2 separate regions of the Mus musculus genome follow, and region 2 is linked to region 1. The links are chromatin loops, found by intact Hi-C in ENCODE. Cell type or tissue: heart. All regions are shown on one strand.

Region 1 (2,500 bases):
ATCTGAATAGTTTATATAGAAAATTCCTCATTTTCACCAAATGCTGGTGGGCAAAGTGCTGTGACTTCTTTTTGGTATTTAATCTTTTAAGCTTTGATGTGTAAGGACATTTTTAAATAGCTAGCTCTCTCTCTCTCTCTCTCTCTCTCTCTCTCTCTTCACCTTTTACCTCTTAAGATGGAAGCTAATCTTACATAATTGAATCGGTTTCAAATCATACTTGAAAGGAAGTATCATTGTATTTTTGGAAAAAGATAATTGATTTTAACAAGGCTGTATTAATGACAGATTATAAATTGAAATAAAAGTGGAGGATAGTTGACATTAGTTTTGTAGTGTGTCATCCTTATTTTAACTGCTCAGTTTATCATTAGGCATATCTTTAAGACTGTTTAGTGGTTGCTTTAAAATATTTTGATGCCTACTATAATCCGTATATAGTTCCCCATATGCTGCCAAGCAAATGCTACAAAATAGCATCCTATCATAATCTGAAATTTGCTCATAAAGATTTTAAGATTTATCATTGCAGTGTTATTTCTTCTTTCCGAAATCGTGCGATCAGAAATTAACTGTATATTCCAAATGAACACATTTAAAAGGATGCAAATGTGTCTGAGTAATTTTCTGATTTAAAAAAGAAAACCTCTTTAGAGATCCGTCTGTGAGTTTGACACAATGATGCCAGCAAATAACCGGTTCACTCAGCTCCAATCCTTGCATGTGAGATGGTCTATAAAATTTTTATAAAAGAAATAAACATTCTTATTCAAGGCCTTGAATGTGACGACATAAAGAGAAACTTACAAATAAACAGACTTGCGCCTTCTCCCTGACATGCTCGTCTGCAGACAGTGAGGCCTACTAAAATTCAGAAACAGAGTTAAATATTTGCTTGGCTTCCAGATGCCACGACTGCGAAGCTGCACTGCTCTCCCCCCCCCCCCCCCCCGCGTTGGGAGCTGGGAGCCCTCCGTAGAGCATCCCTTTAGGAGGCATTGGTGCAGGATGAGGGGGCGCAGATGCCAGCCAAGCGCTGCAGATGGTCCCCCTCATTAGCCTACAGCGCTCCACACAGCCATCCGGAGGAGGCTCGGGATGGCACTTGGACAAGATGTTAAGCTAGCCTCCTGTTCAATGTCATTACGGTTTCTCCAAATCCTCTGCTCAGTGCGCCCTGCCAGGTTCAGGCCAAGAGAGGTGACAGCTCCAGGCCGATGTCCCCATAGCCGACCTGGGAAACGTCCTAATTCTGGGCTAACCTAGACCATCCGCGAACGCAGTGTGCTTCCCCGCATGACATGCCATTGGCAACCTCCTTTCTCCTCTTCCTCGTCTGCCCACTACTTTATTAACGCTATGGGATTTTAATTTCTGTTTTCTTTAGCCTTTGTTTACGAACCATCATTGGAATCAGGGCATCCAGCCCGGGGAACCGGAAATGTTAGTTAAGTTTCTCAGACGAACAGCAGGGGGAGCGCATACTGTTTTACGGCCTGCAGTTTCTCAAACTAGATTGGAATAATTATGATAGTTGGGGTCTTACAATTAGAACATAGATGTTTACAATCTGTGTACATGTGTAACAAAGATTGCAGAACACAGACAATCACCATTCACTAAACGTCAGTTTTAAGTCACATAGGGTCCATTTTTATTTAAGTACTAGAGGTGTGCTAGGATGTTGGGGGTGAATGGGTGACAGGAAAGAACTTGACAGCAAGAATCTCTCTCTTTTGTCTTGTACTACAGGCAAAAGAGAGCCTTTATTGCAATCATCTAAAATCCTTATGCGATCTTGTAGCTGTCTGTCACCTCTAGTCACAGCTTAAAACGAGTTTATATTTTCTTTTTCTTTAGATTTTTATTTTATAAGCGTTTGACTGCATGTATGTGTTTTTATTATGTTCATGTCTGGTGTCCGAGGTCAGGACCTTGAAACTGGAGTTAGGGATGTTTGTGAGCTACCACCTGGGTGTCAGAAACTGAACCTGGTCCTCTGCGAGAGTAGTGATTGCTCTTAGTGGCTGTGTCTCCAGCCTCAGCTCCCACACTCAACAGAGAAATTCAAGTGGATCACTTGATGACATTTTTGGGATGGTGAAAGTGAGGAGAGGCTGTCCTGCAATCTGTTTTCTGAGTCAGACTTCAGTTTTAGATTTTAAAGTTGAGAACATTTTTAAAAAAGATTTGTTTTATTATATGTAAGTACACTGTAGCTGTCTTCAGACACACCAGAAGAGGGCATCAGATCTCATTATGGATAGTTGTGAGCCACCACGTGGTTACTGGGATTTGAACTCAGGACCTTTGGAAGAGCGGTCAGTGCTCTTAACTGTTGAGCCATCTCTCCAGCTCCAGTTGAGAACATTTAAAGCCCGGTGGGCTTTTATATTGTGCTCCCGGTCCATGGATCTGTAGCTTTGTCCTCCTTTAAGATAATTTAGGATGTCTGAACTACTCTTTGCTTTGTAAACCATTTTGATGTCCACAGACAGGC
Region 2 (2,500 bases), 280 kb before region 1:
TTATTAGAATGCAACTTTCGTAAATATGCAAATAAAAATATTGTTTAGAAATAAACTGCTAAAATTCCTTAGAAATCATAATCTTGATTATCATTTCCTATAATTGTGGTTACAAACAATGCTATTCCCTATTAATTTTTTTCGGAGATGACTGCTGAAATACTTAGGAGTCAAGTGCTATGGTGTCTGCAACTTAATTACCAACAGTCCACAATCATGTACATAAGGAACAAACAGAAAACATTAGACCTATGAAGTGAATATGCAGGTGATCCCTACAATATTTATTCCAAGGTTCTATGTATAAATTTTTCAAAATAAAAAAAAATTAAATGGGGGAAAAGGTAAGGAAGGTTGAGAGCACTTGCTAAATCATGCAGCTACCAATATTCATATAAACTTTGTGTGATCTTAACTTGGTGGCTGAATTACATAAGCAAATACTACCAAGCTTTTAACACTGAATTTTAGAAATTGTCAAATTCAAGTCAAGGACTCATTTTTTTTTTCCAAAGTCAAGAAATACATTTTCAGTTGCTATCTTGAGTAAATTCTCATGAGCAAAGAATTCAAATAAAAACAATAGTGTGTAGGTTAGTATGCTGGACTTTGGCAACTGATAATTTGTAAGTTATTACATATCATTCTAAATATACTTATAAACAGAATTTAAAATAATTGATAGTTATCACAGCCTGGTAGTGGTGGCACATGCCTTTAATCCCAGCACTCAGGAGGCAGAGGCATACAGAAAGAACTCCATGAGTTTGAGGCCTGCTTGGTCTGCATATTGAGTTCCAGGGCTGTCTCAGAAAAATAAAAATAAAAAAAGGTTAGCACAGCAACTAATCAAAGAGAAGCTCCTATACGCAGACATCAAACCCTGCACCAATCAGGTTATTTCCACTGCTTTCAAAACTAACTGGGAGGTTGAGCTGAAAGCAGACTCAATCCTCTTTCAAGGATAGAGACTATAAACTCTCTAAGAACAGTTAAGAGTTCAAAGTCACACCAAACCATCCAGTAAGCAACACTGAAACTATAGGGCAGGCAAGCAAGGAGCCCTGGCACTACAGTGACCCCTGCTGGTAGGTGTCAGAAGTAACCTAAGAGGGGATGTTTCAACAAACTAATGGGCTATTTAAGAAATCCAAAAAATGTTAACAATATGCAAACAAAAGTTGAGTACTAAAGTTAAGAAAATAATTAAGTGCACTTACTAGGATTTCTCGTACATCTGACTTGCACCACCTATCTATGCCATACAGTCAGTAAATAACACCAAAAGGTATAAAAATAACTGCTGAGCACTAATTTAAAACCATCTATCATTTTGTCTTGATGAATAAATAAATAAAAACACTGAACTCAAAACATGAGTATAGATTTGACTAAGACAAATTTCTAGTAATTTCTTTCCTTTAAGAGTATTACAACTAGGAATTTACTTGAACCTTAACCCGAAAAGTAAAATTTAGCATTACTCTCTGTGCTAACTTAACAGATATCTCAATCTAACTACTTTATAAATTTAAAAAGGCAATTATTTAAGAAATACCTCAAAAGATTCATGGAAAATGTTTTTCTTACACTAACCCACTCCCCTTGCTAGGGAAAAGCATCCACCTGAGATCAGGCACATGAGTGGGGATGTCTCTGACTTGACTGCATTTACCAAAGTTCAGTAGTAATGCACCTTCTAATTCCCCCTGAGACGGCTGCTACTTTAAGTTCTTAAAGATGAATTAAAAGGGAATCTCACTGAATGGCCCTCTGTCTGGGCTGCCACAGCTAGTGAGTTAGCTTTGAATTGAAATGGTTTGTTTCTTCAAAGGGTAAGCCAAACATCTTGCTCAAATTCCTAAATAAGCCTATCAAGATATCCAGGGGGAGAAAAGGGGAAATGGGGAAAGGGCCTCTGAGGGTAGGAGTGGTTGCAGGGGACAGCATTTAGAATGGTAATTAATTAATTAATTAAAAAAGCAAAAAAATAAAATAAAAGGTCTCCATGTTTATCAGAAACAAATGTTCCAATATTCAGCCCATTGACAATGCTATGCAAAATTAAACTCAGTGAAGTTAAGATATGTTGTATCATTAATTACCAAGAAACTGAGAACTTCTCTATTGAATTTGCACATTACTTATTTCATTAAGATTACAGTGCTCCTACACAAGGCCAATGATAGATTAATGAAAAGTTCAAGGTGGATGAAAGATATGTGTTGAATGAAAGTTTCTAGAAATGCAAAGTTTAAATATAGACAGGTTCCTCCTCTAACTATGTCAGAGTTAATATAGGTGAAATCATATATTTAAAGCTATTGGTAGTACTCACTGGTCATCCTGGAAATGACATGCATATATATAACTAGGGATCTATATTATAAACCAGATATTTCTTCTTAAAGACAAATATTTCTGATTTTTAAGCATGAAGTATGTATTATTTGGTAAATATTTCCCTCTGCTTATAAGAGCTACAAAAACAGGCAAGTAT

The links. Peaks named below come from ENCODE experiments on the same cell type or tissue, not always from the same donor. Only the 100,000 strongest peaks of a DNase experiment are listed, where the experiment ranks them.
Region 2: it touches region 1 in a loop (7-fold over the local background); 13 of 42 quality-filtered maps call a loop at or near these places.

What each region holds. Positions count from the first base shown.
Region 1 is chr2:75,602,302-75,604,801 of GRCm38, reverse strand. All of the region lies in intron 2 of Gm50595, which reads left to right. Among named protein-coding and RNA genes, the nearest start is that of Gm39853, 9.8 kb to the left of the region's middle. In heart, a CTCF peak has its summit at 1,467 (motif pointing right); no DNase peak of the experiment used is centred here; H3K4me3 peaks cover 725 bases; H3K27ac peaks cover 509 bases.
Region 2 is chr2:75,882,316-75,884,815 of GRCm38, reverse strand. The region is part of intron 11 of Agps (alkylglycerone phosphate synthase); the gene reads right to left. Among named protein-coding and RNA genes, the nearest start is that of Gm34861, 51 kb to the right of the region's middle. In heart, a CTCF peak has its summit at 1,091 (motif pointing left); no DNase peak of the experiment used is centred here.